Regions from separate parts of the Homo sapiens genome. Here all the other regions are linked to region 1. A link is a contact called in ENCODE Hi-C or POLR2A ChIA-PET data. All regions are on one chromosome and are shown on one strand. Each heading gives the region's core, a stretch centred on a gene start or an enhancer-like site at or near the end of the contact. The rest is flanking DNA. Distances are from core to core; before and after follow the strand shown.

Region 1 (3,969 bases), core at 1,120-3,619:
AGAGCTAGTAACCAGGGGAACCACAACAAAAAACCGGTGTGAAACTGCAGAGGCTGCTCAGCTGTTCAGAGGGAGCCTCCGGGAGGCGGGTTCTCAGGGCCCTGACTGCTGCCCTGCACACACCTGAGCAACGCCATATGGATGGTCCTCTAAGGACTCACAGATGCTCCAAGTCAACCCCCTAATGGAGCTGGCTTAGGGAATAGAAAAGCCTGGAGTAACCAAAATACTGTGACTTCAAGACAGTCCTGTTCAATCCAAAAAAAAAACAGCTACAGTCTTTGTTTTAAACACCATTATGCTCATCACCTTCAGTTACAGTAAAAAGCACTGATCTCAAGCACTTTAGGGGCAGGAATGAAAAGGTTGGTACATAGTAAGTGTAGAAAACAACTTTTGCAGAAGGGACTCAATGTATTGACTTACTGAAAGCGTTTTCCTTTAAACTTTCTGCAATAAGGAGGCATTTCCAGCAATGGCCAGCAGATGGCACTGTGTGGTAAGGCACAGAAGGGTGAAGCCCACTAAGAGAAGCCCGCAGACCTTCCCAAATGGGTTTCTACTTCTCTAAGACATTGTGCATAAGATATCCTCCCATCATTGTGCAAGGGAGGATACGGTGACATATGCTCATAAGGCATTAGCAAAAAGTCCTCTCCCCATTCTATAAACCCAGATTCTAGTCCTTCTGCCATCTCCTAGCAGTGTGACCTTGAAAAGGTTGCCTGCAGTCTCTGTGCCAAGAGGCTGGATGGGATGGATTCCAGGGTCCCTCCCAGCAAGAACTTCTCACGTAAGAGGCCTACCACCAGGGCACTTGCCCTGCCCTCTTCCCATCCTCTATGGGCAGTCAGCTCTCAGAACAGGTGGAGGGAGACTCAAGTATCTCCAAAGGTACCCAGAGAGAGGGCGCCCTGCCCAGGTGGGCAGGACAGAAGGGGTCACAGCAAAGGGCAGTTAATGGAACCATGCAAAGGACTCACCTGGAAAGATAAACTGCTGTCTATGATGAATGAAGTAGGCAGCTTTAAACAGAAGAGGAGGTGAGTCACACACACAGAACGGCCAACGCAGGAGGGAGGAGCGGAATTGCAGGTACCGGCTTGGGAGGCAGGGACTTGTTACTGGGCTGGGACAGCCCTACCCCAGATGGACCTGGCAAGGACAGGCCAAACCATGCAGGAAGGAGGAAAAGAGCTGGGAGAAAATGGGCCCTGGCAGGAGTCTGCAGGACTAAAGGGGCTTGCACTGGAGGATTGGGCATTCCAAGACCCCGTCTCCGGTCACCAGCACTCTGTGAAATGCATGTGAGCCCAGAAGGGCAAAATACAATGGGAGAGAAACAGTGATTCTGAAAAGTTTAACAGTGTTATGTACGGAAGAATGGCCTCCTCCCCCTGAGCCCCACCTGTACCTCCAGAGTGTCTCAACCTTACCACTCCCTACCCACATTTTTTTCTCTCTCTCTCATAGGTGACTGAAAAGGATACACTGGGGTTCTGGAAGCTGACAGCATGTTCCAACCTCAATTCTGCCACATAACTAGGCTCTGGGACCTTAGGGAGTTGGCTAACCTCTCCAGCTGTCTCACTGTCAAATGGGGGTGTAAATACAGTCATGTGCCACAGAATGTTGTTTTGGTCAACAAGGGACCACATACATGACGGTGGCCCTAATTATAATGGAGTGGGAAAATTCCTCTTGCCTAGTGATGTGGTAGCTGTGGTAACAGGGCAGCACCATGCATTCCTCACGTGTCTGTGGTGACGCTGGCGGGAAATAATCCACGGAACTACAAGCTGTATAAAAGGATGGCACGCACGATTATGCACGGTAGCATCTTACTTGATAATGAGAATAAACAACTGTATTACTGGTTTATGTATTTACTATATTGTACTTTTAATCATTTTTAAAATTTTTTTTATTTATATATTTATTTTTTGAGACAGAGTCCTGCTCTGTTGTCCAGGCTGGAATGCAATGGCACAATCTCAGCTCACTGCAACCTCTGCTTCCTGGGTTCAAGCGATTCTCCTGCCTCAGCCTCCCAAATAGCTGGGATTACAGGCACCCAGCCCACCACCATGCCTGGCTAATTTTTGTATTTTTAGTAGAGACGGGGTTTCACTATGTTGGCCAGGCTGGTCTTGAACTCCTGATCTCAGGTGATCCGCCCACCTTGGCCTCCCAAAGTGCTGGGATTACAGGCGTGAGCCACCACATCCAGTCTTTTAATCATGATTTTAGAGTATACTTGTTCTACTTACCAAAAAAAAAAAAAAAAAAAAAAAGTTATCTGTAAACTAGCCTCAGGCAGGTCCTTCAGGAGGTATCCAGAAGGTGGCACTGTTATCACAGGAGATGCCAGCTCCATGTATGTCACTGCCCCGAAGACCTTCCGGTGGGACAAGATGTGGAGGTGGAAGACAGTGATATTGATGATCCTGAGGCTGCACAGGCCTAGGCTAGCGTGTGTGTCTTAGTTAACAAAAAAGTTTAAAAAGTAAAAGAAAAAATAAGGATTTTAAAAATAGAAAAAAGCTTATAAAAATTCAAAAAAAAAGTTTTTGTACAGCTATACAATATGTTTGTTTTGGGCTAAGTGTTATTACAAAAGAGTCCAAGTTAAAAAAAATGTTTAAAGATTATAATGTAAAAAAGTTGTAAGCTAAGGTTAATTTATTATTGAGGAGAATATTTTAAAATAAATTTAGTATAGCCTAAGTGTTTAGTGTTTATAAAGTCTACAATAGTGTACAGGAATTCTTCCAGAGCAGCTTCCAGTCCCCTACAAATAAAGAACAATTGACTGATTGACTGATTTAGAGACAGAGTCTTGCTCTGTCACCCAGGCTGGAGTGCAGTGGTGCAATCTCAGCTCACTGCAACCTCCACATCCTGGGTTCAAGCGATTCTCATGCCTCAGCCTCCTGAGTAGCTGGGACTACAGGTATGTGCCACCACACTTGGCTAATTTTGTATTTTTAGTAGAGATGGGGTTTCACCATGTTGGCCAGGCTGGTCTTGAACTCTTGGCCTCAAGTGATCCGCCTACCTCGGCCTCCCAAAATGCTGGAATTACAGGCATAAGCCACTGTGCCCAGCCCTATTTTTAATATTTTATGCTGTATATTTACTGTAGCTTTTCTGTGTTCAGATGTTTAGATACACAAATATTTAGCATTGTGCTACAATTGCCTACAATATTCAGTACAGTCACATGCTGCATAGGTTTGCAGTCTAGAAACAACAGGCTACACCACACAGCCGAGGCGTGTGGAGGACTATACCATCTGGGTTTACGTAAGTGCGCTCTATGATGCTCACGTAACAATGAAATCACGGAATCTCTCTCTCAGAACATTTCCCCGTTGTGAAGCAGCACGTGACTATAATCTTTTCCCAGGTTTACCCCTGAAGTTCAAGTGCAATGCCCCTGCACAGCACAGAGCAGGGGACGATAGGAGGCGTGCCTTCTCCAGCTGAACCACCGGGCCAGCCGGGCGGGCAGTGGGGGTTGGGGGGAGGGTTGACCCATTGGTGCTGCCACGACCAAAGAGACAGGATCTTGGAGAGAGTGAGGCCTCTGTGCAGGGGACGATGAAGGCCCAATCTGGGGACATCAGGGAAAGCAGCAAGGGTCTGGCTGATTGTGCAAAAAGAACTTTTTCTGTGACTGCCGTGTTCCAAACACACCCTTTGCTTTTACAAAAACCCAAACTGGGAGGTTTAGCAAAAGGCACAGTTTCAGAGCATAATAAAGACAGAGCAGAATGGGAGAGGAGGTTAATCAAATGGGCCATCACTCAATGCAGGGAGGGGAGGGGTGTGCTCAGGACAACGCGTGAATGTCAGGAGATATCCAGCCACGTGCGTGCTGAGGTGAAGGCAAAGAGAGAGATTCCTACAAGATCTCCGTCTCCACCGTCCCCAAAAGAAGTCCCAGGAGAAGCTCCCTGGCCTCCT
Region 2 (4,534 bases), core at 1,328-3,827, 330 kb after region 1:
AAAATACAAAAAAAAAATTAGCCAATCGTGGTGGTGCATGCCTGTAATCCCAGCTACTTGGGAGGCTGAGGCAGGAGGATTGCTTGAACTAGGGAGGTGGAAGTTGCAGTGAGCCAAGATTGCGCCATTGGACTCCAGCCTGTGTGACAGAGTGAGACCCTGTCTCAAAAAAAAAAAAAAAAAGTTTTTAAAAATTATTTTCAGGATTCAAGTCCGCATCCTCTTGCCTTTGGCAAGAGGGCAATGGAAGAGTCATCTAACATTCCTGGGACCCCATGTGCACCTTTTGGGAAAAATTATTTGTATGAGAAAAAAAGAATAATAGTGGTATTTAATCTCCGGAAACTACATAGAAATCCATCATCAGGGACATTTGCCCAAATTAAGAAAACTGCTGGATGAATCAAGGTTTCTGAAATTGTATTCCTCGTACCATAAAGTAATAAAATAGGCCGGGTGTGGGGGCTCAACCCTGTAATCCCAGCACTTTGGGAGGCCCATGCCTGTAATCCCAGCTCTTTGGGAGGCCAAGGCTGGTGGATCACCTGAGGTCAGGAGTTCAAGACCAGCCTGGCTAACATGGCGAAACTCCATCTTTACTAAAAATACAAAAATTAGCCAGGCATGGTGGCACTTGCCTGTAATCCCAGCTACTTGGGAGGCTGAGGTAAAAGAATCACTTGTACCTGGGAGGTGGCAATTGTAATGAACCAAGATTGCACCACTACACTCCAGCCTGGGTGACAGAGTAAGACTCTGTCTCAAAATAAAATAAAATATAGCAGAGCAAGACTTTTAATGCACAACCCCTTCATTTTAAATGAACATCTTATTTAAAATAAAACAAACACAAACCAAAGACCTTCAAATGAATGATCTCTCTAGTAGTTTGCGTGTATTTTCTTACTTTTTGGCATTTAAATAAATTTCTTTTGCTTTATTTTTAAGTACGTAGGCTTAAGTTTGTCTCTCATCACCACAGTGGAATCTGAGAATTGCTATTTGTAATGTTTAACAAGTAAGAACAATGCATGCTGTTCTGTAGAGGGTAGGGTAGGTGAAGCTGGATACCTATAAAATTTTGAGTATTAAGAAAAGTGCTCTGGGCCAGATGCAGTGGCTTACCCCTGTAATCCCAGCATTTGGGAGACCAAGGTGGGTGGATCACCTGAGGTCAGGAGTTCGAGACCAGCCTGGCCAACATGACAAAACCCCATCTCTACTAAAAATACAAAAATTAGCTGGGCGTGGTGGCACATGCCTGTAATTCCAGCTATTCGGGAGGCTGAGGTAGGAGAATCGCTTGAACCTGGGAGGCGGAGGTTGCAATGAGCTGAGATCTTGCCACTGCACTCCAGACTGAGCAACACAGTGAGATTCTGCCTCAAAAAAAAAAAAAATGTTCTGGACTCACCCCCAGAGACCCTCCAGTTACTATGCCTAGGGTGCAGCTCAGCAATCTGTGTTTTTACAACCACGTCAAGTGATTCTGCTATCCCACGTTTTGAGAAGTACAATAAACACAGTCCTTTCTACTTGGTTGCTGGCTTAAAGATGATGTGGACAACTGGGATAAGGTTTCAGGCCACAAATAGAATGGTTAGAATTTGAGAGGACTCAAGAGAGCCTTAACCATAACTGAGGAAAGTGAAGAATTTGTCAGAAGTGATACGTTTCACAAGCTTTGCTCTTAAATAACTGCGTTAGAACTGTAACTGCCACATCGTAGCTTTGAAATGTAATTGGGAACATTTCTCATCATTTAAAAAAAACTTCTTGAATCTTAAAAATTAAAGAAGTTTTCCCAACCTGGTTTTAAAAGCTGCATATTTGAAATTAAAAATATTTATTTATTTATTGTGTTAGTCCATTTTCACGCTGCTGATAAACATATACCCAAGACTGGGAAGAAAAAGAGGTTTAATTGGACTTACAGTTCCATATGGCTGGGGAGGGCTCAGAATTATGGTGGGAGGTGAAAGGCACTTCTTACAGGGTGGCAGCAAGAGAAAATAAGGAAGAAGCAAAAGTGGAAGCCCCTGATAAACCCATCAGATCTCACGAGACTTAATCACTATTACGAGAATAGCTTGGGAAAGACCGCCCCCATGATTTAATTACCTCCCCCTGGGTCCCTCCCACAACATGTGAGAATTCTGGGAGATACAATTCAAGTTGAGATTTGGGTGGGGACACAGCCAAACCATATTATTTATTTATTTATTTACTGGAGATGGAGTCTCACTCTGTCACCCAGGCTGGAGTCCAGTGGTATGATTGCAGCTCACTGCAACCTCTGCCTCCCGGGTTCAGGTGATTCTCCTCCCTCAGCCTCCTGAGTAGCTGAGATTACAGGCTCATGCCACCAAGCCTGGCTAATTTTCGTATTTTTAGTAGAGACAGTTTCACCATGTTGGTCAGGCTGGTTTTGAACTCCTGGCCTCAGGTGATGTGCCCACCTCGGCCTTCCAAAGTGCTGGGATTACAGTCGTGAGCCACCACACCCGGCGTCCTCCAGGAGTTTTCAAACAGAAACTTAGGAGGGAGAATCAGCACGTCACTGTTGGTGGCCTCCTTGGATGTGAGGCTCAGGTGCTGCCAGGAAGCAGGGCTGTTGTCTCAGAGCACAAAGTCAACATGCAGAAGGAGCAAGACTGAGGGCAAAATGCTTATAGAAATATTTCTCTACAGAGTCGAGTGGCTGTGAAATAGGAAGCAGTTACTCCAATCACCAAAAGTTTAAACACACAAAGTCAAACTGTGCATGAGCTTTCCTTTCCCAGTGCTAGAGAAAATTCCAGGGACAGGGCTTGATCTGAGAGGTTTATCAGGATTTCCAGAAAGAGGTGTAAATGGAGGGTGGAGTCTCCATAACAGAGGAGCAAATTCAAGCATGCATGCAATCAATCCAAGTGGCAAGTGGGAGATCAGCGATGCTGGGAAGTTTGCTTGTTTGTGTTTTCAATGAATGTTTATTGAGCACCTATTATGTCCCTGAAACTGTTCTAGGTGTTGGCAATGCAGCAGCTATGGAGGCAGATGAGGTCTCTGCAGTCATGAAGCTTTCATTGTACTGGAGGGAGACAGGGAATGAACAAACAAACAAGAAACAGACTCATGGGAATTCTAGATGGAGATGTATTCTGTGAAAAAAAATAAAACACAATGATATGCTAGAAAGTGGCTTCAGCAGAGAGCATGCCCTCTAGACTGATAGATCAGGAAAGGCTTAGCAATAGAAGGTAGCATTTCAGGTGAGACAAGGTGGAGCCCAGGCAGCCAGCCCAGCTTCTCCAAAGTCTCTGAGGCAGAAGGAGCTCAGGGTGTTTGAGAAAGAGGAAGTCATATGGATGGAGCGAAAAAAGCAAGGAGAGCAGTAGCAGGTAGCAGGTAATGTCAGAGAGGAAGGCAGGGGCTAGATCACACAAGGCAGTACAGACTAGGATAAGAGATTTGACTTGTGCTAAGGATGGCAGGAAGACATTGGGAGATATCTCTATCTCTATCTCTATATAGTGAAAGCAAGTTTATTAAGAAAGTAAAGGAATAAAGAATGACTATCCATAGGCAGAGCAGCCAACAATGGGATATTAAGAGGAGGTTTCCATTGTTCAAAGTTCCTTCCAGCTACCAAGCTGAGAATGGAGAGGATGACAAGAATGGCAGCAGGGAGACCAGGTTGTTAAGAGACTGTCATTGTAAATCCTGTTGGAGACTAGCAGACAAGTAAAGATTGGGATATGCATGATGTCAGGAGTGAAAAAAAAAACAAAAACAGATTTTGGACAAGAATTTAAACGTGTAGACTAAGAACAAAGCAAGATCACATGACACAGAGGACAGTAAGCCAGCTTAAAACAAAACCTGGACAGCCCAGGAAGCTCGAGGTGCTTGAGCAACACTGCTGCCCTCAATGCCCTGAGGTCCACTTGAGGACCTGCTGCTGGCGTGGGGAACCGCACCTCCATTTTTTGTCGTGTGTTGATCCACCTGGGCATGAAAACAATGAGGCTTGCGCCTGATATTTCAGACTTTTTACAGGCAACAGCTCCTTCAGCATATTTTAGAACCACCTCTCCCCTAGCACTCAGATCAGCACTGCCCTCCAAAGACACCTGTTCTCTGGTGTAGGCAGATGTTCCTGTTCCCTTGGCAACAACTCTTATGTAAATGGATTGTCCAGAACTGACTCTTCCAGAGCCCCTCTTGCACCACCCCCCAACTGTCCCTCACTCCCCCATACATATCATGAACAATCCAGACCCAGGTTAAAGCCAAGATGGCTAGAGCAGTATTATTTTAAATCTCCCTAATTAATCTTCTCTAGCATGTTAAAATATTAAGAGCCTATTAGCAAAATTGACTTGGATAATCTAAGCTCTAAATAAGTACTTAACCAACAATACCCCTAATCTGGGCTTTCTATTGAATTTCTTAGTGTTTTCTCCAATTTTAAAAAACACAGAGATAAACCAAGTAATGAGAAATAAAATGTGCTGTGATAACCTCTAGGCTAGATGTGAGTACTAAAACT
Region 3 (4,525 bases), core at 953-3,452, 380 kb after region 1:
CGTTTTAGTTTACAATTACATGGAACTTTTAAAGGGAATTTTCAAAATTCATTTTTAATTTTATTACATTATAGTTAGAGAAAGTCTACATGATATGAACTTTTTGGATCTCCTTGAGGTTTTCTCTGTTGTCTAGTTCAGGTCAATTTTATTATTATTAATTTTTGAGACAGAGTTTTGCTTGTTGCCCAAGTGGGACTGCAATGGCACCATCTCAGCTCACTACAACCTCCGCCTCCCAGGTTCAAGCGATTCTTCTGCCTCAACCTCCCAAGTAGCTGGGATTACAGGCATGCACCACCATGCCCAACTAATTTTGTATTTTTAGTAGAGGCGGCATTTCACCATGTTGGTCAGGCTGGTCTCGAACTCCTGACCTCAGTTGATCCACCCACCTCAGCCTCCCAAAGTGCTGGGATTACAGGCGTGAGCAACTGCACCCAGGTCAATTTTTGTGAATGTTTCACATGTACTTAAAAAAATGTAGTTCTTATGAGTGATCAATTCTATTTATGCTTATTAGATCAGGCTTATTCAAATGTTCTTCATCTTTGCTTAACTTTTTGCCTATGTGAAATATAGTTTTTGAAAGAGGTGTTTCAATATCTAGAAATATTAATTTATTTTTTCACCCCATACTTCTGCCAGTTATTAGTTTTTCTTGTCTGGACCTATGTTGTGTAGTGCATGTACACTCCTGAGGTCAGGAGTTCGAGACCAGCCTGGCCAACATAGTGAAACTCCATCTCTACTAAAACTACAAAAATTAGCCGGACATGGTGACACATGCCTTATATTCCCTGCTACTCGGGAGGCTGAGGCAGGAGAATCGCTTGAACTCAGGAGGTGGAGATTGCAGTGAGCTGAGATCATGCCACTGCACTTCAGCCTGGGCAATAAAGTGACACTCTGTTTCCAAAAAAAAAAAAAAAAAAAAGAGAGCCTACATTTGTACAACCCTGCCTCACTTATCTCATGCTAATCCCAGCCCCATAAAACTTTTCCTGCAAAAACACGCAGCTGGCCTATGGGCTGTAGTTAGCCAATTGGACTTTTTGAAATATTGCATTACAATATTATTACTCTTGATTACTGAGTTTTCTGGAGTCCTTTTAACCCATATCACCCTGGCCCTGACCTTGCCTAGGTTCTGTGTGTGACTCAAAGAAACAATATCCATAAAACATTTTGGGGATAAAAGGAAGAGATGATATAAGGCAATATTGGGGAATACTGTTAATGTTTAGGTGATAATGACATTGTGACTGTGCAGATGTCCTTACTTTTTTGGAGATGATGTCAGCAAAAAATATAGATCATATATATAAATGAAACAAATGGGCCAGGCGCAGTGGCTCACGCCTGTAACCCCAGCACTTTGGGAGGCTGAGGTGGGTGGATCATTTGAGGCCAGGGGTTTGAGACCAGCTTAGCCAACATGGAGAAACCCTGTCTCTATTAAAAAATTACAAAAATTAGCAGGGTTGTGGTGGTGCATGCCCATGATCTCAGCTATTCGGGAGGCTCGAGGCACAAGAATCACTTGAACCTGGGATGCAGAGGTTGTAGTGAGCCAAGAAACAAGAAGCAAAATTTTAATAATAATTGAATTTTGTTCCTGGGTATATATAGGTGTTCATTGTACTATTCTTCGTAAGTTTCCATGTGTTTAAAATTTTTCATGTTAAAACACTTTTAGAAACACTTATACAAGCCAAACTTTATATAATAGACTTCAGACCATCTAGAAGAGGCTAATTTGTTACTACATAGCTGGACGGTAAGGATGGAGGTACCTCATTTGCCCTAAAACTAGCCCTAACCCGATCCTACTCCTTCCAATGCCTGCTGCCTCAGACGTAGCCTGTCCTTGCTCCAGGCCCAGGAGGAGCTAGGGGTAAGGGCACAATCAAGTTTCAATTTAGCTACTCAGAATCCAAATTAATAAATATCATTTCAGGCACTTCTGCTTTGTCTGCCTTTTTCCTGATACTTTCTCAGAGATGCCCAATGTAAAACAAGCCAGCCTCACATCAGACCTAGAGGAAAGGAAAATGTGATCTTTTTTATCACACAGAGCAGAGACTGTCGCAAATGGGCCTCAGGTGACGCAGTAGCTGTTGCTGCCCGTTTTACTTGCTGCAGCTCCTGGGGCCTCATCTCAGACCTACTGAATCTGAAACTCTGGGGTGCGGCCTAGCAATCTGTGTTTTAACAAGTCCTCTGGGCGATTCTGATGCACACTAAAGTCTGAAAACCACAGATGCAAAGAGACACAGAAATGTGTATGAATAGGCTTGTTTCATTTGGTCCTTCCATTTTATCAGTATGTAGCCTGTGTTTCATTATACCTGTGGTGGATATGCTAAAAAGCATTCTACAATGACACTCTCATGTGCATAATTCTGAGAGAGAGCTTCCATTAGAGTGTGCTCAAGAACCTGCAGGAAAGCGTTTCAGAAAAGTGCCAGTGTCACTTTAAGGAGCCACTCTGAGGGGAGATAAACCCAAGGATCATGGGCTGTTGCCAAATCTGTGGTGTCTTCTAACCTTGTGTGTCTTTTTGAGCTTGGTCATGTTTTGCAGAGAGCCATGGAGACCTGTAGTGTAGGTGTCTTATAGACATTTTCAAGTTTTTATGAGGCTTAATAAAAACTTGAAAATGCCTGCAACTATTTTATAGTTGTTTTAATTTATAAAAGCTTCCCAGCTGATGTTACATGCAGCCTGGACACTGCTCTAGTGTCCCTGACAAGTGAATATCTTTGATAAAAGTGTAAAGGAATTAGTAGAGTACCTTTGATAAAGTGCAAAGGACTCTTTGCTTCTTTCTGTTTCACACACATACATAGACACACACACACACACATATTTGATATGTATACATATAGAAGAAACAGAAAGAAACAAAGAGAGCTCAGTGAGGACATTGGGAGCAGGCTTTTGGATGGGATGGTGTGCTTCATCCAATGGAGCCCCCAGTTGGGCCCTGCTTCTACTTCCAGCTCCAAGCACTCCACACAGGGAGGCCTGAAGCAGCCACTGGCTCCCCTCCACCTCCTAGACCAAAGCAGCCTCCATCTGGCCTCAAAACATGGAGCTGTTGCTGCCCCCAGCCACAGCTGGCCCAGTTGCACTCATGCCACCCATTTGGCCTTCACATGATTGAGGCAGAAGATAAACACAGATGGGGCAGGTGAGCAGCAGGAAGTGTGCTGAATTTCCATCGAGGCAGGAAGTGCCCGTGCTGCACTATTTGAAGACAGTTTATCTAAAAACAATAAAAAAAATTCTTCTCCACTGGATCTGGATCCCCCTCTGGTGGAGATGGTTCTCCCCAACTGGGAGCCTGGGCGTTTTCATGAGTGGGCCACTTTCTTCAGGTGCAGGAGGCTGCAGGCTCCTCAAAGGGCGCATCTCCAAGGTGGGTCAGAAAATGCCACCTTCTAAAATAAAAATGAAAATGAATCACGTGCTTAAACTATGCTAAATGATGACTTGTAATCATGCTTCTGGGGTTTCTCTAGTATCAGCAAGGGGACTAAAATGTGACATAAATTGCAATTCAGGGATTGTGGTAGGCCTGAGTTAATGCACACCTGTTGTGGTGGACATTTGTCAATGTTTGTGGCAGCCTAGCATCTATGCCTTCCCTCTATCTGGGGGAAATTCCCACTGCGTCAGTCACAGCAAGCTACGCCTCCCTCTAGGGAAGTAGGAAGGTCTAGAGACTAACCTCTTCCCCAACACGCTTTTAGTTAGCACAAAGGCAAATGAAGGGCTGGCCAATCAGATGCTGTCACCCTAGACTTTATATTTGGAATAAATGTGTGGTGTGAGGCAAAGATGAATGGAAAGTTAGAATCCATGTGCACTGGAAGGATTTGGCCAAGGCATCCTGGTAGGATTGTTCCTGCTCAAAGATGATTATCTTGTATTCTGCTTCTTGGGCCTCTGTATCTTTTTTTTTTTTTTTTTTTTTTGCCCATATAGTTACCTTTCTGTGTGTACATGTGTGCATGTGCGTGAAGGCAAATTTAAAATATACAGTACATTTTTATTAGTCATAGTCACTATACTGTACACCCTGTCCCTATCTTCATTTTTATAATCTGTTTGTTGCTTCTTATAAATTCAAAGTGGCCTTGTAATCTCTTTTCTGTTTACAATAATCAGAGTTGTTTTCTGCTGCTTGCAACCAATAATTGACTATATACACATGTTTGGAAGGCATAGTATAATGCTGATTTTCAGGTGCTATAGGGATACCAAGATGAATACAGTCTGGAATGCACTATACACAGTGCATGAGAATACAGGCTCCATAGTGAGACAGGCTTGAGTTCAAGTCTTGTCTCTGCCACTCACTAGCTGGGTGACCTTTCACCTGTTCCTTTATCATGACTGAGTTTCATTTCCTCATCTGTAAAAGAGAACTACTAAATTTAAAAATTAACTGTGAGGGGCTGGGTGCGGTGACTCATGCCTGTAATCCCAGCACTTTGGGAAGCTGAGGTGGGCAGAT

What was found. A loop is a pair of places that touch in the nucleus more often than their neighbours do. ChIA-PET counts read pairs that join two places held with the same protein, here RNA polymerase II (POLR2A). Pooled maps may share reads with other maps.
Region 2: a loop to region 1 is called in a map of Jurkat, with 2.5 times the contacts of the local background. The contact joins two enhancer-like sites. A Hi-C loop is called at or near these places in 1 of 168 maps with a recorded cell type or tissue (Jurkat). POLR2A ChIA-PET finds 5 or more read pairs at or near these places in 1 of 52 experiments (common myeloid progenitor, CD34-positive).
Region 3: a loop to region 1 is called in a map of Jurkat, with 3 times the contacts of the local background. The contact joins two enhancer-like sites. A Hi-C loop is called at or near these places in 2 of 168 maps with a recorded cell type or tissue (Jurkat and mammary epithelial cell) and 1 of 50 pooled maps. POLR2A ChIA-PET finds 5 or more read pairs at or near these places in 2 of 52 experiments (A549 and activated CD4-positive, alpha-beta T cell).

Annotation. Positions count from the first base shown.
Region 1 is chr17:27,598,416-27,602,384 of GRCh38, reverse strand. KSR1 (kinase suppressor of ras 1) reads right to left here. Exons shown (of 21, transcript NM_001394583.1): 11 at 984-1,025. Among named protein-coding and RNA genes, the nearest start is that of LGALS9, 31 kb to the left of the region's middle. Within about 2 kb of position 2,369, at least 6 of the 41 ENCODE cell types and tissues checked have a DNase peak (open chromatin) inside an H3K27ac peak, as active enhancers do.
Region 2 is chr17:27,268,219-27,272,752 of GRCh38, reverse strand. No RefSeq gene overlaps it. Among named protein-coding and RNA genes, the nearest start is that of MIR4522, 24 kb to the left of the region's middle. Within about 2 kb of position 2,577, at least 3 of the 41 ENCODE cell types and tissues checked have a DNase peak (open chromatin) inside an H3K27ac peak, as active enhancers do.
Region 3 is chr17:27,216,913-27,221,437 of GRCh38, reverse strand. No RefSeq gene overlaps it. Among named protein-coding and RNA genes, the nearest start is that of MIR4522, 75 kb to the left of the region's middle. RefSeq lists enhancers at 2,270-2,319, 3,408-3,757. Within about 2 kb of position 2,202, at least 4 of the 41 ENCODE cell types and tissues checked have a DNase peak (open chromatin) inside an H3K27ac peak, as active enhancers do.